3 separate regions of the Homo sapiens genome follow, and all the other regions are linked to region 2. A link is an interaction called in ENCODE POLR2A ChIA-PET data of the cell type or tissue named here. Cell type or tissue: Panc1. All regions are shown on one strand. Links, peaks and the distances in the headings refer to the core of each region. The heading gives the core; the rest is flanking DNA. Region 1 has its middle 150 kb from the start of CLVS2. Region 2 overlaps NKAIN2 (sodium/potassium transporting ATPase interacting 2). Region 3 overlaps NKAIN2 (sodium/potassium transporting ATPase interacting 2).

Region 1 (8,243 bases), core at 1,389-6,388, 850 kb after region 2:
TAAACCATTTCTCCAACTCTATCAATAATATGGTTGGAAGAAAAATAAATATTTTACATTTCTTTTAAATGGAGTGGAATAGAGTTTCACAAAGCATTTATCTGAGTCAGCCTTATAATTTTCAAAAATGCTACCCACATGATTTGAGGCTACAAATAACAAATTTTAAAACTAATTATGTACACCACGGAATACTATGCAGCCATAAAAAGGAAGGAGATCATGTCCTTTGCAGGGACATGGATGAAGCTGGAAGCCATCATCCTCAGCAAACTAACACAAGAACAGAAAACCAAACACCACATGTCCTCACTCGTAAGTGGAAGTTGAACATTGAGAACACATGGACGCAGAGAGGCAACACCACACACCAGGGTCTGTTGGGGGGTGAGGGGTGAGGGGAGGGAACTTAGAGGATGGGTCAATAGGTGCAGCAAACCACCATGGCACACGTATACCTATGTAACAAATCTGCATGTTCTGCGCATGTATCTGTTTTGGATTTTTTGAGAAGAAATAAAGAAAAAAAAGAAAATACTCTAAAAAAAAAACTAATTACATTTCACAAATGGTGGGGAAGTTTGTTTAAATGTAAAAAAACAAATAAGGCCACCCTGATATTCAAAACTAGGTAAGATATTCACTCAGCATAATCGAGTCAACATCCTAGTGCCTGTAACATGTTCAACCTGCCCAGAGGTGTCATTGGCTTCTCAAGAGAAACACCATATGCAGCTGTATGAATTAAGGGAGGAGCATATGAACATCATTGACCCAAAGATTTCGAGCCACGTCGGCTCTCAGACAAATATTAATTGCATCCAAGAAGATAAATAGTTGTTCAACTAAAGGTAAACAATTTCTGGGAGGTGTACATATGTTTAACATGTTATCTCTACAAGCTGAGATGACATAATAGTTATCTACACTTCCCTCACCCATACAACACTCATGCAACATCTAACATAATTCATGCTAACCAAGAAGCTTTCAGATGAATCCGTGGATTTTAAGTTATGTGATGTAGTAAGAACTCTCATACTAATTAAATATTAAATTTAATATAATAAAAATTAATATCTTGAGCTACCCATGTATTTCTCCTTGGTCATTATATTTAATGGAGACAAAACAAAACTAACACATACATACTCAACACACACACTCACAAACACACACACACGCAGACACACACACCCTACATGTACTTTGAAACCCTAAAGAGACAAAGACCTATTTCCCTGGATACAAGGCAAACTGATTTTGAACATTTAAAATGTTATTCTGGTCAAAATGACTTTTCCTACAGAATCTGACAGCTTTTCATTTTTTGACTTCCAGGTTGTCAACCTATGATAATATTTAAACCTAATTTAAATAATCCTGAAATCAAATTTTGTAGGAAAATAATGCTCATTCTTTTACACTTGTTCTTACAGCTTCTCACTGGAGACTGTATTTGCTTATAATAAGGTACAATTCAAACATCTACTAGTTTCTCCATCCAAAGTTTTCCTTTGGGGAAAAAGACTGCTTAACATCTGCTATGACTGCATCTCTAAACTCTACTGGTTGGCATCTAATGTAAATATGGTGCCTTTTTTTTTTGAGACAGAGTCTGGCACTGTTGCCCAGGCTGGAGTGCAGTGGTGCAATCTCGGCTCACTGCAACCTCTGCCTCCCGGGTCAAGCGATTCTCTAGCCTCAGCATCCCAGGTAGCTGGGATTATAGGCACATGCCACCAGGCCCAGCTAATTTTTGTATTTTTTACCAGAGACGGGGTTTCGCCATGTTGACCAGGCTGGTCTCAAACTCCTGACCTCAGATGATCTGCCCACCTCGGCCTCCCAGAGTGCTGGAATTACAGGCGTGAGTCACTGCGCCCAGCCTATACATGGTATTGAAAAGGGGAAAACATCTATTCTGCTGTAAAAATCATTGCAAAATTAGAGGAATTTTATTTAGTTGTGATTCTAAAGTTTCTTACAATCTTTGAAGAAGGTACATTAAAAATGATGACTTTGGTAACATATTTTTTTGTACAACTAGTTAGCTTTTGTTCTGATTGATCTTAGAAATGCAAAAAGCATACCCTGATGATAAAGAAGACCAAAGCAATCATGAAATAAGACAGAGATTTCTCAAAAAAAACCTTCCCTAGAAACAGACAGTTTCCAGAATAAATCACACAATGCATTCCCCCATCCATACTCATGACACATTCACATTTATACAATAAAATCTAGTATATAAACTGCAAAGGAAGAGAAAAAGAAATGGTAAAAGAATCGATAAATGTGTGTAAAAACAAGGAAAACCAGTTTTTAGGGTAAAAGGGCACAGAAAATTATTGCAGTGTAAGAAATTCATATATTGTTATCACTAACAACTAAAGCCATTTCTTCCTTCCATGCTGCCTGGCTCAGGTAATAGAACCTACAGAAAATTACTTCAGCTTTCTCTGCTATGCAGATGTTTAAAAGAAATTCCTTCAGAACTTTGAATGTAATAGCATTCTTGGAAAATGGTTAAGCTTCTACGTTTGAGGATCTGAATATCTGGAATTGAATCATGACTGCCATGTACTAACTGTACGGCCATGGGTAAGATACTTAACATGCCTTCCTCATGTATAAAGTAGGGATAATGGTAGTTCTTCCATGAAGAATTTATGAGGATGAAATCTTACTTATTAGGTTTTCTTTTTGTTTGTTTTTTTAGATGTAGCCAGGCTGAAGTGCAGTGGCACGATCTCTGCTCACTGCAACCTCCACCTCCCGGGTTCAAGCAATTCTGCCTCAGCCTCCCGAGTACCTGGGATTAAAGGTGCACGCCACCACACGCAGCTAATTTTTGTATTTTAAGTAGAGATGGGGTTTCACCATGTTGGCCAGGATGGTCTCGATATCTTGACCTCATGATCCGCCCACCTCAGCCTCCCAAAGTGCTGGGATTACAGGCGTGAGCCACCATGCCTGGACTTATCTATTAGTTTTAATGTGATTGTTATTATTGCTGATAACACAAGAACAGGATATAAGATCAAAAATAAAGATTTTTATTTTCAGTACTGTTTTACAAATTACATTGAGTAAAACTAGGTAGTTTACATTCTACATAAAGATTGTGAGTCTTCCAATTTTTGAGAAGAAAAAAGAAAAATCAGTTCTAAAATATATTAGTAACCATCAATCAGTGCTTTTTGATTGAGAAAAATTCCAGGGCTTGTTACACAGTAAACAATTAGTAAATGGTCTTTGAACAATGAGAGAATAGCTCCAAGTTTTACTCAAGGCACTTGTTTCTGACTCATTCTTTGTTGTGGCACATAAATTCCTTTGAGATAAGAAAACCAGCTCTCATCATCTTCAATTTACAGGTGTAAAAGCAAGTTTCAGAAAATGCCATAATACATTTTCAAGTTCCCAAAGATTGTATTTGTTGGAGCTACAATATAAATTGGTTTTAATTTTATAACAAAGCCAATCTTTGACTAGGCACCACTGTCTTCCTCCATACAGAATAATCCAGTGGTCATTAGTAATTTCTAATTTATTTGTTGCAGAAATTAGTAAACACACACACTCACACACACACTAGTTTTGTCATTAATTTCTTCACAAACTACAAAAATATAAAGGTGTTTGACACAATTTTGTAAAATTGTAAATGAGATAAAAATGCTAGCTTTCAAAGGCTAGCTAATAATAAAGGCTAGCTTTCAGTTTGTACATTTAGATACTGGTCTAGAACCCAACATTCAATTCACACATGTGTTAGAGCTATGAGAAAAGTAGAAATATATTGTATCACAGATAACAATTTTAAATATATTAATATCATTGTTATTTTATTATCTTATATTTCATATATATCATCTCATTAGATCAGGTGAGCTAGGGAAATTATTAGCATTGTATAGATGACCACACTGAGGATCAAACTACGTTTGTCACTTGCCTAAGGACAAAAATCTGGTAAGGCAAGAAAACTGAGTTTGAACCCGTGTCTTCCAGGGCTGAGTCCTCTGCTTGTGGATATATCAAAGTGATTTTGCTGCAAAGAGAAGCTTGCTCTTTGTTGCCTATCTGATCTAGTCATGTCACAGTAGAGACTAACTCAATTATTTTGTCTCCAAGGTGGTCTGCTGTCACCTCTGTTAAAAAGCCTTCATATTAAAAGCATGGACTCCCCAATTTAACACATCCTTCCCACAGCAAGCTTAGTCACCTTTTCCAGAGGAATTTCCTTTTCTAAACACTGTTGTTTTCTCTTCTATTCTTGCAACAATTGATCAAAGACTAAGCACTCTCTTTAAATAAATGTATTTAATGCTCTTGGCATATTCCTCAGTCCCCATGATAGTGCCAAGTAGTGAGATTTATGGTGACATTTAGCAGGTTCTGTTTGCATAAAGGTCCATTCAAAATTGCATCTGAGCTGCAAATAGCTCAGCAGAGAATGACCAAGCAGAGAAGGCTCTAAAAATGACCAGTGAGTGTAAATGACTCCCAGGCTTCTAGAAAATCTATTGAGGAAGGTTATTTTCTAAAATTGCCCAAGCAACCTAAACCTCCAGAAATAAAACTAAGAATTAATCCACATAAGAGTTCTCAACTATAGAATCAGAGAAAATAATAACCATATAAGTATGTTTTGTCATAATAGCAATACAAAATAAATATGACTAGATATGACTTAGAGATGACCAAATATGACTTAGATTGTTTTTTCCTCAGGGTGTTTAGGCCATTGTTATTAAAATGCAGCCATTAAGAACTACAGAGTGATGGTACATAGTGAATACAAGGTACTTGCTGGCTTTAGATCCCGAATCTGTGTTGTTAGCCGTAGGACAATGGGCAAGTAACTTGATTACTATAGATGTAATTTTCCTCAAGGGTAAGTTACCATTATCACTTCCCTTATCTTGATGTAATGAGGACTATAGAAACTAATACAAATGAATCAATCAAGGCAGGGACTGGTACCTATTCTATAAATACATTATATAATATAAATATCACAACATATCTCAGAAAATATATACTAATAACAAAAATGTCATTATATTCATATATTTATTTTATAGAAGTGTTTCAAAATATTTTTATAAACTTTCAAAGGTCTTTACCATCAAAATACAAATGTCCATATCTACTAATATCAGTTACAATTTTTTTGAATACTCCTCAATTTAATCTGAACTTAGTTTTATTTGGTATAGCTTAAATAACTTAGGCTATTTTTTTAAAAGTTAGGGTTACAATAAAAATGGAGTTTTTAATCTCTACTTTTCATTTTCCTTTTGCTTTCCATTGGCAACAAAGATAATAACAGTTTAAAATCCTTTACTCTGACTTCTGCTCTCAAGCTATATCAAGAATTCATTCTGGAATTTGATCAGAATCTTTCAAATAATATGAAGCCTTTCCTAATCCTCTCAGGAACATTAATTTTCTTTCCCCTTAATCCTCATAACTCTTTATGCATTTAGCTTTCAACATACGCCAACAAAATTTGTTTAAATATGCCCCTTTCCCGTGGACTGTGTATGTTAAAGGCATAAAAATATGTTTTATTCAGTTTGTATCTGTGGACCTGAGTGCAATGCTTAACACAATGCATGGAACTTTTCTCAAGTTCCATTTGGATAAACTAATCCAACCAATGAATAAGTGATTGACTGAACACCATTCTTCTGGACATGATGTAGATACACATGTTGAAAGATTGCTTAAGTATGCGAAAGCACAACTGCATTCAAAGTGTTGATTAATAGAGTGATGTCAACCTGAATGAAGGATGTAGTGTGTGTAACAATCTCTCTATTTGATTCTGTTCTTTCAATATTTCTTAACTCTGAACTTGATGAATTAAGAATGGGTTGCCTTTAAAGCAAAGGCTGATTACAACACAAAGCTGGGACATAATCAAACATGGTACCAAAATATATATCAAAAGTATTACATTAAAAAGAGCAAATAATAAAACTATGTGACCTAGTAAGCCAATTACATACATATATGAGTATTAAAACATGGAAAGATGTACAAACAGGCAATGAGAGTTTTATCACTGTGATCTGAGGAGAAAAGTATTTTAATATTTTACTATATCTGTATATCACACATATTTTCTACTGCACAAGTATTATGTATGTAATCAGAAATACACTTTTAAAAAAATAAGCAATGGTAAATAAAGTATCTCACTAAGATGAAATAATGAATTAAAACAAGTGAGATTAATATTATTGAAAATAAAGACAAACCCCTGCATTTATGTGCATTATGGGATTTTTGGCTTAGAAAAGCATATAAAAAAGATTTGGATACAAGCGTAGTGTGAGTCAATGGTGGCTGTAACAACAGTGCTAAAAGAGTGCCCGAAGCTGCAGGCATATCTCCAGAAGCATAACATTCAGTGGAGGAAAACTACAAGGGCTGCTGATCTTTCCTCTTTACGCTACCTGGAGAGGAATTACTGGTTTCAGTTCCAGTATATTTTGAAAGGGATATTAACAAACTGGAATGCATCCAGTTAGGTTACAGAAAGACTGAGTGGTCTAGAAACCAAGACTGAGTGGGAAAGACAGGGGAAGAAGAAGAGACATAACAAGAATGACCTCATGTTAGCATAATGTTTGTTTCCAAATATCTAAGTATGTCATCATGCTAATGAGAACCTAGAAATAATAAGTGGATTTAATAATACTGTGATTCTCTTTGTTTTGGCCTAGCACACCTGAGTAATATGACACACTGCCATCAGTAATTGAGACCTGCTGTAGAGATTATCACCTGGAGGATTAATTTAGGATCTCCAATTTGGGGAGTGATTGAGGTAGGGCTAAGTATTTACAGAGTTTGAAAACTACAACTAGATTATATATTGACACACTGCCATGGCGATTACAATGGTGGTGGAATTTCCATCTCCACTTCACTCATTAAAATTATCTCTTTTAACTGCTTAACCTGTACCAAAAAATCTGTTAAACAGTTTTTTTTTTAAATTATTATTTCCCCATACGAAAAATACAAAAATTAGCTGGGCGTAGTGGTGCATGCTTGTAGTCCCAGCTACTCGGGAGGCTGAGTCAGGAGAATCACTTGAACCCAGGAGGCAGAGGTTGCAGTGAGCCGAGATTGCACCATTGCACTCCAGCCTGGGTGGCAGAACCAGACTCCATCTCAAAATAATAATAATAATAATAATAATAATAATAATTTCAATAGTTTTGGGGGAACAGGTAGTGTGTTCGGGTACATGGATAAGGTCTTCAGTGGTGATTTCTGAGATTTCACTCGAGCAGTGTACACTGCACCCAATGTGTAGTCTTTTATCCCTCACCTCCCTCCCAACCTTCCCCCCAAGGCCCCAGAGTATATTATATCATTCTTATGCCTTTGTATCCACTTGGTTGATGGTCATTTAGGCTGGTTCTATATCTTTGCAATTGTGAATTGTGCTGCTTTAAACATGTATGTATAAGTGTCTTTTTCATATAATGACTTCTTTTCTTCTGGGTAGATACCCAGTAGGGGGATTGCTGGATCAAATGGTAATTTTCTTTTTAGTTTTTTAAAGAATATCTATACTGTTTTCACAGTGGTCGTACTAGTAGTTACATTCCCACCAGCAGTGTAGAAGTGTTCCCTTTCACTGCATCCATTCCAACATCTATTATTTTTTGATTTTTTTGATTATGGCCATCCTTGCAGGAGTAAGGTGGTATCGCATTATGGTTTTGATTTGCATTTCACTGATTAGTGATGTTGAGCATTTTTTCATATGTTTGTTGGCCACTTATGTCTCTTCTGAGAATTGATGGGATTATTTGGTTTTTCTCTTGCTGATTTGTTGGATTTCCTTGTAGATTCCGGATATTAGTCCTTTGTTGTATGCATACTTTATGAAGATTTTCTCTCATTCTTTGGGTTTTCTGTTTATTCTGCTGATTATTTCTTCTGCTGTGCAGAAGCTTTTTAGTTTAATTAAGTCCCATCTATTTATGATTGGTTTTGTTGCATTTGCTTTTGAGTTCTTGGTCAAGAAGTTTTTGCCTAAGCCAATGTCTGGAAGGGTTTTTCCAATGGTATCTTCTAGAATTTTTATGGTTTCAGGTCTTAGATTTAATTCTGATCCATCTTGAGTTGATATTTGTATAAGGCGAGAGATAAGGATCCAGTTTCATTCTTCTACATGTGGCTTGCCAAGTATCCCAGCACCAATTTGT
Region 2 (8,243 bases), core at 1,325-6,324:
TATACCGGGAGCATCCAACTCAGAGAGTGCCCGAAGGATGAGTTTATTTATTATCAGAGGTGGAATGCAGGAGAAATATCAATAGAACTTGGTTATAATTTTAATATATTAACATTTTTATTGAAAGCCAAATATGAAGATATTTCCTTTTTCAACTAGAATTTGCTTCAGCATATGAATTCGTCTCTGTATCACTGTTGTATAGCACTCTAGTGCATTCCTGGGATTGAATAAATGTTTGTTGAATGAATAAGTTACATACCATTGTATTTAAATTAACAATGATTATGATTCAATGTGGAAATGGCAAAATTATGATAATTAACGCATGGCAAATAATGTTCCTCCTTTGAGTAACTAACCCTCTTGTGCAATGCACATTTATGCTTGCATATATATATATATATATATATATATATATATTTAGAACTAAGAGAACTTCTTTTTCTATTTAAAAAGTTGTATAAACACTGAATAGTAATTGATTTCTTATAGAATCCACTTGTTTTTATGTTATGTGACCTTTCTAAACAAAACAATTATTTAAAAAACTGTCAATTTGGCACCTAAATAAATTTTCTTTCACTTCCTAATAGTAGTCACTCCTATGTCTACATTTATTTATTTAGTTGTAACATTAATGGAGTATTTTAGGAAACACATGATTCATTATGATTTTTTTAAAAACCAGAGGTCTATGTAAATGAAATGTGGTGTATGATACTCTGTTATGCAGACAGATATCAATTTTAAACAATGTTACTTTTTCCTCTTTGCTATTTTTGAAATTATTTATATGAAAATTAGAAGTTAAATCTTTATAGTTCTGGATAACTGAAATGTTCTATAATTGTCCTTACCAGCCCACATATACTATAAAATCATTCATGTTGTTTTTTACTTTCTCCTTGTAAACATAGCTTTAGCAAGTTATCACAGTTTTCAGAGCTGAATAGCTCTGTACATAGTCTGATTTCTAATCTAACATTCAAAAGCTATTCCCTTTAAAGAGCCAAAAAAAAAAAGTTTACAAACTAAAGTCACTCCAAAAGCAAAAAAATAAAAACAGATTATAAAGTCAGTTTCTCAGCACCATTGGATGGTACCCCAAATTTGGTTTTCTACAACTTTCTGAAAAGATGGTTTTTCACATTCCAATTCCACTGAGGTCAAGTCACAGGATATTTCAATATTTTAATATAATGTAATATGTGTCAAGCTTTGTGGTGAGTGTTGGTGATCTACCATTCACGTCAATGGTGAACAAGCTTTTACACGTACTGCTTTTACAGACTAGTGCAGCAGAGAGACAATTAACCAAAGAATCACGCTACAGTGAGATTAAAAACATCTATGCCAATGACACTTACAATAATGGCACTGCCTTTTTTGGTGTGATTTTGAACTATCTTCTCAACAAACAACAGAAAATAACAGAATTTAGTCTACCAGAGTGGAAGATATGTGTTAGCAATTCAAGGATGTTTCTGTTAAAAAGATGTACCCCATTACCTAGTGAGAGTAACATGCTCTCTAGCTACCCTTACATTTAAAGGCTATAAACCCTACAGAGTATATTTTTGGAGATAATTTAAGAACCCAGGTTTCTAGACGTATAGGGAAAAAATTATCCACAGAGTTAAAATAAAAGGCAGAAGAGATAACAAGGATCTCTTCTTTTTTCATCCGGCTTCATGAAATTTATATTGTTCCTCACACTAAAATTCAATGTATTAATGAAGTATATTGGTTAGTTCTCAAACTCTTACTATAATTTTTTTTTCTTTTTATATTCACTCCTGAGGCTTCTTTTATAGTTGAGTAAAAGCTAGTGGCTTCCAAGGTAAATACAAGACAAATATTCCATCCTAGAACTTCAGCTGATTATTCTCACTTTGGGCTCATTTGCATTCATTAAAATTCAAGTTCTGGGCATTACACTTTATCTGGGACTTTTTGTTTTAATTAAGAAAATAGATGTATATGTGGTAAGAATTGAAATTCTGAGTCTCTTAAGAATATAGGAGTTATTCCTTGTTATTATATCGTTACCAAACCATCAGTTGCCACTTTGAAGTTGCTAAGAAAGTGTCGTTTTGGAAGACGATGAAATGTTAAGAACAGAGTATTTGGTTGTTTTGTTTGATAACCAGGTTTCTAGAAATACATTTTAGTACAGCAATCTACAAGAATTATAGGGGGTTGGTTTCAAATTCACTGCTTAATTTAAATAAATTTAGAATTAAAGAAATACTATATTAACAAAATAATAATGAATATATGAGACACTGATGTATGTTCTTAAATCTATTTGTACATACCAAAACTCATTGACAGCAACTAAATATAGGAAGACAAAGAAACAGAGGCAGAAATCCCAAGGACCCTGCCAAATTAAGTCTAATATTCTGACATTTCTCTCTCTAATGTGCTAATGGGAGGGATATAGTCTCTGACCTCTCATTCCCCGCAGGAAATGTCTGTGTCAACCTGAAACAGCCTTCCAAAAATAATATTTAAGCTTTACCTCCAAGCCAGCAGCACTCTTAATAAAATAAAAGCAGTACTATATTTCAACAACTTTAAGGTGGCTTTTTATTTTTCACATTTTAGCATTATTAAAATCAGGATAAAACTTAAGTTTGTGAAAAGTTATACTTAAATCAGAAGTACTTTTCTTAGAGGTAAAATAAATATAATGCATATTTTAACTGATGAGAGCTTAAAATGGATGAAATACAATTGCTCTCAACTTGTAGGAATTTCAGTTACGGTGGCAATAAACATTAGCAATACAGTAGGCCAAGTGAAAGCTCTGTGGATTTCCTCTAAATAAAGATGCAGCAGAAGAGTTTTTCTGCCCACATGGCAAGCTGACCCCAGACACACACTGACCTTATAGTGTACCTGCACAAATAGTTAGCTCTATCTTCTACAACATCACCTTAGAATATAATGTCAGGATCTCATTTTCATGAATAATGTAGGCACTAGGGCTACTTTACCTTGATTGCTTATTTTCCATTCTCCAAAGCATACACCTTATACCCAAATGATGTAACCTTACCATTTGCATTAATTCATGGATTTGAAACCAACCCTCTGTAAGTTCCCTGGGGTCGTTTAGTTTCATTTCTATGCATGTAAATAGCACCAAGACTGACATAAAAATTAATGAACTATTTACTTTAGTAGCCTATGCTTTGCTCCTAAAAGCAAGCAAATGTTTACATAATTAATTTTATTAATATAAAATTAAAGCTATAAAACCTTCAATAATGAAAACAGTGTCAAAAGACAGGTGGCATTTAGTTTTGAAAACTGTAAATTAAAATGAAATTCAAAATGAGAATAATTGTAGAGCAGTCATTTTATCTTTTTGATACCATCACCATATATATATATATATATATGTATATACCATCACCCTATATATATATATTTTCCACACACACACACACACACACACACACACACACAGAGAGAGAGAGAGAAACAACAATTTCTTTATCCATTTATCTGTCAATGGACAGTTAGGGTGTTTCCATATCTTGACTATTGTGAATCATAATAAGACAAGATTATAGTAGTACTCCCCTGTTCACAGCAGCATTCTTCACAATAGCCAATATTCTTGTCTTGTTGGATACTAATCTTACGAAAGATGTCTTGATTTTAGGATCCAGATTTGCCCCAAATTTGGAAGTTGATAAGAAGCTTACATTTTTCAGGTTTTCGATTTCAAACGTCACAGCACAGCTTTCTCCAGTTCTAGTTGTTTAGGGAACCAAATTGGCATGAGCTGAGTATCTCCACAGGAAAAAGACAGACATTTTTTATTATTTGGCATTGCTTGTATATGTTTATTAATAATTATTATTTAAAATAGTACATAAAACTTCTCAATAGCAATACACAGTTTTGAATGGAGGATATATCATTAGATACCTATTTTTCCCTTGGGGGTTTTATCTAAGTAAAAAAAGAATATATAACTGAGAAATCCTGTATTAAATATGTTTATCCCAAAAAGCTTTCTGAGTTATATATTTTGATAGGTCACTTTTTTCCCACATCTATCTTTGTTACATTAAAGAATCAAAGCTAGGCCAATGGGAGTTATTTAAGGAGTAAAACCTATAGTTCTAATTAGCATAAGGTGCACTTAATCCCAACCCCAGAAACTAATTGAGTCATGGAGTATGGAGGGAAATGAGATGAAGGACTAGGAGACCAGCACACAATGGTTTTATTCATTCTATTTGAAAATACCTGAAGACACCAAAAAGCAAACATTCTTTTAACAAATAACAATAAACTTGGCCAGGCACGGTGGCTCACACCTGTAATCCCAGCACTTTGGGAGGCCGAGGCGGGAGGATCACGAGGTCAGAAGATCGAGACCATCCTGGCTAACACGGTGAAACCCTGCCTCTACTAAAAATACAAAAAATTAGCCGGGCGTGGTGGCAGGCGCCTGTAGTCCCAGCCACTCGGGAGGCTGAGGCAGGAGAATGGTGTGAACCTGGAAGGCGGAGCTTGCAGTGAGCCAAGATCACGCCACTGCACTCCAGCCTGGGCAACAGAGCGAGACTCTGTCTCAAAAAAAAAAAAAAAAAAAAAAAAGAATAAACTCCAGTTAGTGATAATTCCTGCTTCAGATGGAAAAATTTAAAAAATAGCCAAACTGCCACGTCCTTTCTTGTTCCACAAATGACTGTTGGCTGTCTCAGTGATTTCCTAAGTGTTGCTGGTTGATAAGACCATTGTGAGTTGGCACTGGTCCAAGACAGCTGGCTGTGCCTATCACCTGGAGGCCACTTGAACGTTATAAGAACAGTAGACCTGATGCTTCTGGATTCCTACCACATGGTGCAGCCATAAACGGGTAGCAATGAATTAAATAAAACATGTTTTATAGGCTAGTTGGCCATGTTTATAGAGAACAGTCACCAGAATATTGCAAGAGAAATTGCTTGAAACAGATTGTATTTAATGCAAGATATCTATGAAGCTAGAGTTATTAAAAACATATCAGCCTAAAATAAATAGAAATGTATTCAAATTTCTTAACACCTTTATCTTCTGATCACACGTTGTACTAGATCTACTGACATGGTTGACAAAATAGTTGTTGTGTGCTGAAAGTTGTTACACATAAGATATACATAGCTCAATTATATCAAATTGCCAATATTATTTTAAGGACAAAATCTATAATTTGGAACAACATACAGGTCTATTTTTCTAAACAACTCTTTCAAATGATGATATCAAAAAGTATTCACAACTAAAATGTTATTTTTCCATTCAAAAAAAATGTTCAATTGCATTTTACCATTTTAGCACGGTAAAATTATCTGTCAAATTAAGCAGACATATGCTGAAACAAAATTCAAAGTGTCCCTTAGAGTAAGTTTTCTTCTTTTAAGAAGAAAAAGTTTCAAGATACACATTCTAAAAAACATTTTCCACATGTGCTTATTTCAACAAATAATCAAGGAATTTAGATTTAAAGAGAAACAATCTATTATGTCAACAAGAATAAAGTATGTTCAGATGTCCAAAATATAAATAAGGCAAAGGCATTATCACTGAAATATGGTAAAGATTATGTATTAAATACTATTTTACTAGTTAATTTGAAATTCTTTAATAAAATGTTATTCTCAAACTTTCAGTATTGAAGTTAGAATGTAAAATTTGCCATCATGAGCTCCTTTTTGTAGTTTTTAATATGAATATGACTTATCACAAGCTTGGTAGCTAACTTTCAATTTCCAACTATCAAGGAAACTATTTTCTTGATTGGACAATAACCTAGTTATTTGGGAGTACAATCACATATTATTTATAGTATTTGAAATGTTTTGGGAATGGTGGGCTGCAGACAACATTAATGAGCAAATTGTGAGACCCTTACTAAAATAAATAATCTTTTAAAAGCTTTACTATTTACCCTCATTAATAGACCTGACATTTATTCCATCACTCAGTAAAAAGAAACACAAGGCAATGTAGGAGAAAAGGAAAGGAAGAAGAAAGCAAGGAAGGATTAAAAATAACTGACTTTTTAATAAAAAGCATCTTTATATTAACATTACTGTTTTCCTTTCTCAAATACCCTTCCTTTGTGTTAAATGTTGTCAAGATACAAGCTTTTAGACTTCATACCTAGATTTTACTGTGATTCATGAGGATTGTAATAAAAATGAAACATTCCCATCTATCAAGATTGCAAACCAATTTGTTGAAAAATCAAAATAAATTTATTTGAGTATGGGTGGTACTTGCCTCTAACCATAAATTTTATTAATGCTTTGTTAAAATAATAACAATGACAGTAATAATAATAATGAATGACAGACATAATATTTCAGTCAGTTCGTTCTGTTGGAGGCTTTCAACTTCTCTTTCATAGTGAACTTGTGAAATATTTAGTAACTATTACAGCATCTAGCCAAGAAAATTCTCAAAAGAGATTTACAAACAAAATCTTTCTGAAATTTACAAAAATGTTACCAATGTTTTAACACCTTTATTTTACAGCAAAGAAAGTTATTTTGGACTTTTACCTGATGGAGCTGACTTCATATTTTAAAAAGACCAATTCATCTGACTACACCTTAATTTCTGACCACATTTAAATTGTCTCATCTTTAAAATAGTGAGTTGTCTAGTAAGAGGCCAGTGCAAGTGGATGAAAGAGAATTTACTCTTTTTTGAGCAACTCCACATAACCAGGTTGGTGCCTTATATACATTATTCTACTAGAAATCCCTTAGGTAAGCAAGAAATGTTAACTTTGCTTTTTCCTACTTTTACTTAAAGCATGTGCAAGTTTATCTCATGGTTCAACCATGAAAAAGGGATTCCATCTGTCTGTAAAGGCCAGGTCCTCTGTTACTATTCTCTCTCGTTTTTGGTATATTTTTCCTAGAACTGCCTTGTCACCTTTTGTCACCAACAAGGCTCGTCCTCATCCTTGATGTCTATAATGCCTATATCTGTCATTTATCAAAATCTTTTGAATTCATCTCCCCCAGTATATTGTAATGTCCTGAGGATGCAATTCTCGTGTTTCTCTCCTGTGAGTTCCCAACCCTGCTGGCAGAGCCTGGCCCATGGTAAACAGTCATCAAATGTCAATAGAACTAACCAAATTCCCTTCCCTCACCTTATGCTTTTCCTTTAGAGAGCTAAAACTCAGAATTTAACGTTGCTTTACCAAGTTAGTCTTTCATTATGTTTGATTTTCACCTCAAAAAGTGGACAGAACATTGAGCTCCCCCTCATATATGCCATAATACAAGGTAACAGCAGAGCACAAAGTTTCCTGGGATGTTGTTATGATGCCAAAGAGGACTACTGCAATTCACTGCTTTTAAATTATTCATATAATAACAATCGACATAAAAACACATACAGGTTTATAAAAGACGTGCATTTGTAATATGTATGGAGGGATATCACATTTAATACGTTTAACAGTAAATCAAACTTTAATGAATTAAAAAAACCTTGCTGTTTAAATACAGGCAGATACTATGAGGAAGAGGAAAGCCACCTGGAGCTGACTTGGGTGAAGCTTATTGGAGGGGGTGGAGAAGCATATGCAAGGGCACCAGTTACTGTAACTACTAGATTATGCTTTTCTCACTTGAAGAAGGGGAGAGACTTCTAACTCCCAGGGAAAAAGTCCTGAGAGCCTTACTATTTGCTTACGGAGCAGCTGCACATGACCTATGATAAAGTGGTAAATCCTGTCTACATCAGACTTTCTAATCCTACTCTTCCTTTTGGGCTGGAAAGGGCACAGAAATGTGTCCTCTCCAAGGCAGAATTGAGAGGGAAAATTATTTCCTTCCACCCACAGTTGTAAATATTTGAGGAAGTTCAAAAATAAATTGATTTATAAAACAAACAAAAACAAAACAGCCTTTCTATGCACCGTTCAAGGTCCCCAGAGTAAGCGTAGCAGGTTGGTGGATGCTATCTCAGAATCTAAAAAAAAAAAAAAAAATCCTAGTTTCTTTGTTTCTCTCTTTTCTCCAAACTGAGATTCATTTTAGGGAGGCCTGTGGGCAGAATAACTAAATTCTGAGCTACTATTGCCCAAGGACAAGAGTATTCTACTCTCAGTAGAAAACTTTCCAATAATCTGAGTTCTCTCTGGGGAAGAAGCAGTGATGGCTGTGGTCAATCTGGCTCTATACCTGAAATCTTCACTTGACCAAGACAAA
Region 3 (8,243 bases), core at 2,050-7,049, 260 kb before region 2:
GCAACTAACATTGTTGAAGTGTTAATTCCTTGATAATTCAAAATGGAAACTAGGTAGTCATCTGTAAACTTAGAGATTTGGCAAAGTGATCAGTTAAGGCTGTGAGTAATGGATGTCAACATGCTTAGTTTTCTTGCATAATAGTAAAAAGAAAGAGAGTAAAAAAGAAAAATGAAAACAAGGAACGAAAGAAAAGTAAAACAAGACGAGATTGTATCACAGCTTATCTGTTTATTTCTCCTATCTGGAATCTTTTTAGATGACATTTTTGGCCTCAGAGTTTTTCTCAGAGACCTGAATAACCACATCACTGTAGCCAATCTTTTATGCTATTTTTCCATCTCTATAAATGTTCTTGAAGTCTAACATTTACAGGTTATATCACAGCTTCTGAAATGAGAATTTCTTGCGGGCAGTCCTCTCTAGTTCATCACAGTATTTCTCACAGGGCCAAGAACTGCATCTTACACATATTACTCTCAGCACAATTATTGAGTGTTGAGTGGATGTAAGTACAAATGTAGAAGTTAGAATTTCACTGCTCAAAATTCTCAGACTGCAGCACAGGAAAAGGAGAATTTATAGAATTAGAATTCAATGGGTCTCAACTATATCAAAATTTTCTCTACAATAGCTCATATATTAGAGACTTTTCCATGCCCTTGTTCCCTTGCAATCTATTTACAGGATAAAAGCCAGAGTAATCCTCTTAAAATATAATAAAATCATGTCACCCCTCTGCTAAATGTTCTCCAGTGGCTTCCCATGTCAGAGTAAAAGGAACCCCTCCTGCAAATGGCCCCAGTCTCCTGATTTGTCTCACCACCCCCTTCTCTCCTGTACCTCTCCTGCAATTCCCTCCACTAGGTCTCCTTGCTGATTCTTGAACACAGCAGGCATTCTCCTGCCTCAGCGCTTTTACATGTTCCATCCTGTCTGCCTGGAGATCTCTTTTCCCTGACACCTGTGTGGTTTATTCTCTCACTTCTTTCAGTGATTTACTCAAAAGTTATCCTGGTCACTCTGTCTAAAATTACAATCTCACCTTGACCACACATTCCAAACTTCCCATTTCTGTTTTATTATTTCTCGTTTGCATTTAACACCCTCTAACACACTATGCATGCTACTTTTTTATCTTACTGATTTCTCATCTTCCCCACTAGGATGTAAGCTCCTTGAAGGCTGAGATTTTTCTCTATGGCTTACAAACATATACTTAGTCCATAGAATGGTTCTTGACATTTTATAGGTGCTCAATATATATTGCTGAAGACCTAAATGAATCTCCATTATGAAAATGATTTTTTGGACATAATAAAATTGTTATAATGGAAGGCACTTGCTTGTTATTAGAGTGATTTATCGATGCAGTTCTAATTCTAACTAGCTGTGTAATCATTACTAATCATTGAGTTCATTATCTTCAACAAAGTCATAATCAATTAGAATCAATAAAGAATATTAATCATTATTTGGTTTAATGTATACTTTGTCAGAAAGCAGAAATCCCTTGGCATTAGAGTGTCTTATTCACAGAATGGCCCCATAACACTCTATTTTTGTATATAAGCTTGAAGAATGATGAAAGGTGAAAAAAATAGGTGTCCAGGGAGATCACCCCACCTGCAGCACGGGTGTAGATAGCCAAGAACCACCATAATAGTCATCTAGGCATCAGTAGCCTTCAGAGACAGAAAGTGGACCCACTCTGCCTTGGGCTTAGTTTTAAAGGTATAGGTTTTTCTTCTGTCTTCTGGCCTGTGGTGGTTCTGTTTTTCCCTGTGTTCTTCACCTATTATCAATAATAACAATGACAGCAAGACTAGTAGTAATGAAAGCAAGCACTTACTGAATACTAACCTATTTATACCAAATCCTTGAGTAATGTTTTTTGGTATCATATTTTGAAACTGGCCCATAGAACTGATGGTAATAGTCTTTTTAAATAAACATAGAAACTGACTTTCTCGAAAGCTTCAAGCTTACATTTGCCTAATTTGGGTTCTTTCCTCAGGAAATCAACTCTCAGCCCTCCCAGATAGTATCAAGGGACTGAAACTCACCAGACCACCACACCCAAACAATGAGATGCCAGGCCCCTCATCCTCATGGTTTCTGTACCCCTCTCTGCTTTCTGTTTACTCACATGTACTTGTATTCTTTCCCCACCATATAAACCTCCAATTTTATTCCATCAATTTTATTCCAATTTGAGACAGAAAATGGCTGAGAAGGGCTTTTAAGTAGAGAGTGCCACATATGGTACAGAATCAACAAAAGGCCAGTAGACCAGAAGAAGCAGACAGACAGGAATGATGGATGCCTCAGTGGTGTACTGAGGTAAACCCCTCCTCAGTAACCACCTCCATGCAACATTTATATAGATGGGCTCAGGAAACCCAGCTTGGATGAGAGGCTGTGCTTTCATCTGGATTTACAAAGCACTTTATGGAAGACTGAGAAAATTTAAATTATCCAATGATAAATATAATTGGAGGAACATCCACTGCTCTCAAAATGCCTTGGAACTACGTAACCTAATGGAACCATGACAAGACTATAGGGAAGAGAGTACTTCCCCTAATGACTAAGGTTAAATTTGCCACCAGTCAAGAGAATAAAAGTTAAAAGAAGAAATTAAGTTGTTCTGTAGAAAGTGAAGAATATAGGCCCTGCCTACCAGAGATTCATACTTGCTACATACGTACTATTTAATTTCCTCTTTGAATGAATTTTATGTGGTGAAAACTGTTATTTTCCCTATTTTATAGTTTGAGAAAATTAGTGCCCAGAGAGGTTAAGTAACTTGTCTGAAGGCCTGACTGGTTCCAAAGTTATGTTCTTAATCTCTGCACCATATAGCTTCAAGTCCTGTCAGTTTTATATTATTAGATATTACATAGTTTCAAGTTATCGTTTATCATTTTGCTTTCCACAGTTCCCTGGATGTACTAAAATAAGGAGCTAAGAAAATAAATCTTTTTACAAGATCTTAACTTTGGTTTTTTGGTTCAAGGACTTCTACCAAAAAATGAATGAAGGAACAGATTAATGAATAAAAATCACCTCCATAATTTAAGTTCTGATCCTTTATTTCTTGCTGTCACAGGGCACACTGGAAACAACTAAATAATGCAAATATACAAATCTACAGAGTTGTGTGAGTGCAGGCTTTGGAACCATGCTGCCTGGATTCCAGTCCCAGCTTTGCCACTCAGCAACTGTGTGAATCTGACCAATTTAATTCCTCTGTCTATACCTCAGTTTTTTTTTTTTTTTAATCTTGAAAAAGAGTAAAACAATAGCATCTGCTTCATATGCCTGTTTAAGAATTAAATGAATTGGCCAGCACGGTGGCTCACACCTGTAATCCCAGCACTTTGGGAGGCCGAGGCAATGAATCACCTGAGATCGGGAGTTTGAGACCAGCCTGGCCAACATGGTGAAACCCCGTCTCTACTAAAAATACAAAAAATTACCCGGGGGCTGGTGGCGGGTGCCTGTAATCCCAGCTACTTGGGAGGCTGAGGTAGGAGAATCACTTGAACCCTGGAGGCAAATGTTGTAGTGATCCAAGATCGTGCCACTGTACTCCAGCCTGGGCAACAAGAGTGAAACCCCGTCTCAAAAAAAAAAAAAAAGAAAAGAAAAAAATTAAATGAATTAATATATGTCCAGCTCATAGAGGAGTGCTGGCCACAAGGCAGTGCTTTATAAGCATTTGCTAGGTTTTGAAACAGGAATGCAAGTGCAAACCCATCTCTATTTTGGACTGTTATTTCCTCTTATATCCTGGAAATTAGAGTAGACCTTTTTAGGTCTTATGTAAATTGCATTAGGTTATGTTGTATTTCAAATGGGCTTTCATAAATTGTTCAGAAAAATTGAGTTTTTATTTACATAAATAATTTCTAATTTTATAATCAAGAAGTCTCAAATATGGTATACTCCAAGATAAAGCCATTGTTCAGAAAATATGGGGCAAATACATTAGTTCTGGGTGAGTTGAAAGATGAATTTCATACTCTGAGCTCCTAAGAGCTGTAGGAAGTTTGAGCAACCTGATCCCTGAAGCAAATCTTAAACCACAGATCTGGAACTTGGCTCCATCAGTTAGGAGTTTCTGTTAGTGGAGCATTTTCAAAGGTGCATGCAAGGGCAACCAAGGCTTGAAGCTAGAGATTCCCAGAGAATGTTTTACCCTTTGGTTAGTTCAGCACAACAGAGACAATAAATAAAAAAAGCTCAAAATTCTTCAGCCATCTGCTTTCATCCATTTTGACAATGGAATGGTTTTTTTGTATGACCAGTCTGATTAGAGGTGTAGAAACTTGTCCTCTAGTGAAAAAAAAATAAAAACAAAAACAAAAAACAAAACCCAGTCAGTGACAACGCCTTCGAGAAAACCATCAGAGATCTCAGGCATAAGATTGTATTTATCTCCCTCACTTCCAAAAGAAGTTATAGCTTTTGCACGTTGTTTGTATATCAGTTGTCATCTAATATTTTACCAAAAAAAAAAAAAAAAAAAAAAAACAACAGAAAGCTAATTGAAACATTGTTTACCCCAGGAGGAAGGACACTGCAGAAGAAAATGGTTTGAAGATAAACTCTATCCTGTTGACACACACACATTCTATTTGCTACTGTTTATTAGTGTTTACAATGTATCAGAAATATCTTTCCTCTAATCAAGAATGCCAAGATACGGGCTCTTAAATTGCTGCAAAGATGAAGAAACTGAGGCACAGATATTTTAACTAAATTGTCTAAGCTGAAACATTAGAGAAAGACTGGAAATTAAGATTTTTCAAATTTCCAAGACTTATCTACTCTTAATCATACTAAACTACTGAAAAAGAAATGTTACTAGGACAGAACTATCAGATTTAGGATGGTGTGTTTTCTTTTTCTTTATTTCTGGTAATGGCATTGAAGATATATAACAGCATTAACGATTGCCAGTTTACATCTGTTTCCTGGGTTACCTTTCTATGGGCTCTGAAATGGCAAATGTGGTTGCTTAAATTTAAAATTGATCAGATTGTACCTTTCATTCTTTAATAAGTTTATGAATTACACATATGTACATAAGAGCTCCCTTAACTATCTTATTTTTCACAGAAATATATGACAGAAAAATCACCTTCATCATAAACCAATGCAGTTTTCCTAAGAAAAATTTATGACCTGTATCTGTGGGTGATGACCTTTTGGATTTTTGTTGTGACAACATTTCCCTACCTTCAGAGTATTTTTGCCCAAATGATAACCTCAGTGCCCAAAGATAAAATGGCTTCCTTTTTGCCAACTGACTTGCTGAGAATAGACTAACACGTTAACACTCCACGGAGTAATTTCCCTTGTAAGAGAGTGATTTAATTGGATGTCTAAAATCAACTTTCTTTCCCATATCTATTTGTTCAGTGGAGAGGAGCTTCAAATAAAGGTGATGCTGCTCCTTTATGATTGCAAAGGTTTTGAAGAGCAGCAAACTAAGAAAGGAAACGATGCCCCAAAGACACCAGCGCCACAGAATGTCTGTGACTTGGGTAGATAAACGAAAAACAGAAGAGACTGTGGGATTTCTAAATCAAAGGACAAGTGAGAGCATATTTTAAGGCAAGCATCCTATAACTGGTTATGACTGGGGTGATGGTTTCAATTATGGTTTGAGCAAATAGAGATTCATGTGGTTTGTTTGTGCATCAATGAGCAACACAAAGAAGTTTGAACATTCTGATCACTGACGGTGATAGGCTTTCCCTAATTTAGTATTCATAGGTGAGCCTCCCTTTCTCTTATTTTCCGTTTGTAAAAAATGTACAAAATGGAAGCTTTCCTTCTATTGCTCCATGGCTGTTGAATAAAAATGCGGCATCCTCCGCGAAATAGATGGATCACATGGTTATCCAGCAGCTGTGCCTCATTCAAACTACCAGCATAAATTAACATGCGTATTATCTTTACAGAGTGAGGAGGTAGACAACTACTTTGCTTCCCTCACACCCCCAGGTAGACACTGTTCAAAGAAATGTTTGAAATTAGATAAGTATTTTTTATTCTTAGCAGAATATGAAAGATTCACAAATTCTGGTATATGAGCACATCAACATTTCACCATTTCCCAAATATACAAGTGTGAAATGGCTGTCATAAATACAAATGTTCATAGCTGTACACAAGATGGGGCCAACCACATTACAGCAGCATGCCTTCTTGCATTTTATCACAGCACTAAAATATGCAATTCCTTCCCTTGTAAAAGCACTGTTATGGGCATTATAAAGAAATGAGCCACAATGAGTTCTGAGCAATTATCACCCTGGAGGGAAACACACTAATGCAATTGAACAGGAATAGCTGTTTAGACAGCCGGACTCTACTAGTTCACTATCGGAGCCAAGGGGCCTAATTCATCACCTGGCCTCAATTTTAGGAGACTTCTGTTCAGGGTGAAGACTAAAGCAGTCAGGGGACTTAACGAGAAAGGCTATTAAGCACGATAAAAAGCTGACTATAAATAGAGGTGACTACATTAGAGTAATAATTAGGTGTTCATGAAGAGATGAAGCATATGTTAGGTTATACTATTGTTTTGTAATGCTTTTTTGTTGCTGTTGTTAAAGCATTTTACTATCTAGTTTTAATGTTTCTAATATTTCTATATTAGAGTTCTAGTACTTCAATATTTAAGGATGGTAAAACAGTGCTTAGAGGAAACTACCATCAAATTTTAGTGTCGTTTTAATGATGAAGTAATGTAATAAGACTTCCAAGTCCTTCAAGTAGGATTTCTTCATATTCGAAATCATTATCTTGGGCTGAATCACACCTATATTTGTCACATCCTTCCATTTGTGGAAAACTCCCATTATTTTGGTTTTTATAATATAATAGTGAAACAAAACCCAACACAAGTGGAAAAGAAAAATACAAATCAATCTACACTGCTCTATTACACTCTCTAGTGCCTCCCACCACAAAAAGCAAGAAGAAAGCAATTCACCATTTCCTAAAAGCCAGTCTCTTCATAAAACAAAGTACAATACTTTGACAGATGTTGCTCTCATAGGGATGTCCTTTACCATCAGCTAGCTAAATATAACAAAACAGGAATGATAATTTGCTCAATTGGGCAAATTACTTCAATTGAAAGTAGAACACTTAGGCCAGGCATGGTGGCTCATGCCTGTAATCCCAGCACTTTGGGAGGCCGAGGCAGGCGGATCACCTGAGGTCAGGATTTCGAAACCATCCTGGCCAACATGGTGAAATCCCATCTCTACTAAAAATACAAAATTAGCCGGGAGCGGTGGCTCACGCCTGTAATCCCCACAGTACTTTGGGAGGCCGAGGCGGGCGGATCACGAGGTCAAGAGAACGAGACCATCTTGGCCAACATTGTGAAACCCCGTCTCTACTAAAAATACAAAATTAGCCAGGCATGGTGGTGCATGCCTGTAATCCCAGCTACTTGGGAGGCTGAGGCAGAAGAGTCACTTGAACCTGGGGAGTGGAGGTTTATGCAACTACACTCCAGCCTGGGTGACAGAGTAAGACTCTGTTTCAAAAAAAAAAAAAAAAAAAGTAGAACATTGCACATAAACAACCGAGTATTATAGAGAAGATGATACAAAAAGAAAAGACAATTTCTGAGTCACAGAGTGAGTTATCAAGATATAGTGGGAAAATAACAGGTATGCTATTGCATTCTTTCAAATAACATTCATGGTTCACCATGCAAATTTTATAATGAATGCTATCAGGGTTTAGGGAGGGTTTACTTTTGATTTTCAAGGTAAATAATAGTAGTAATTGAACACTTACACACACATATGTCACCACAAGAAAGAGAGTCCTATTGGACTAGGGAGGACTTAAAGCAGCCTCCACACTAACAAATTGCCCTAGATGTGCTTTATTTTGGCAGAGACTGACTTAAAAATATAACTCCATCCCTATTTTATTTTTTAATCCCTTCATATGGAGATAAATAACATCATCACTATTTGCAAAAGACATGATTTCCTGTGTAAACAATTAGAATCTACAGAAAAGCTTTAAGTTGGGTTGGTGAATTTGCCACATACAAAAGCAAATGTTATTTATATTCAGTAACAACAAACATTTAGAAATGACATTTTGATAAAAGATATATTTTAAATAGCACTGCATTTATCAATAACTAGAAATACAATTAGTGGAAAATGTGCAAGGCTTCCACACTGAAATTTATA

What was found. Peaks named below come from ENCODE experiments on the same cell type or tissue, not always from the same donor. Only the 100,000 strongest peaks of a DNase experiment are listed, where the experiment ranks them.
Region 1: POLR2A ChIA-PET joins it to region 2 with 6 read pairs; 1 of 35 experiments calls an interaction of 5 or more read pairs at or near these places.
Region 3: POLR2A ChIA-PET joins it to region 2 with 9 read pairs; 2 of 35 experiments call an interaction of 5 or more read pairs at or near these places.

Annotation. Positions count from the first base shown.
Region 1 is chr6:123,146,455-123,154,697 of GRCh38, reverse strand. No RefSeq gene overlaps it. Among named protein-coding and RNA genes, the nearest start is that of CLVS2, 150 kb to the right of the region's middle. In Panc1, for the core only: no CTCF peak of the experiment used is centred there; a DNase peak (open chromatin) is centred at 4,382.
Region 2 is chr6:123,993,981-124,002,223 of GRCh38, reverse strand. The region is part of intron 1 of NKAIN2 (sodium/potassium transporting ATPase interacting 2); the gene reads right to left. Among named protein-coding and RNA genes, the nearest start is that of NKAIN2, 190 kb to the right of the region's middle. In Panc1, for the core only: no CTCF peak of the experiment used is centred there; no DNase peak of the experiment used is centred there; H3K27ac peaks cover 358 bases.
Region 3 is chr6:124,253,182-124,261,424 of GRCh38, reverse strand. The region is part of intron 1 of NKAIN2 (sodium/potassium transporting ATPase interacting 2); the gene reads right to left. Among named protein-coding and RNA genes, the nearest start is that of NKAIN2, 450 kb to the right of the region's middle. In Panc1, for the core only: no CTCF peak of the experiment used is centred there; no DNase peak of the experiment used is centred there; H3K27ac peaks cover 800 bases.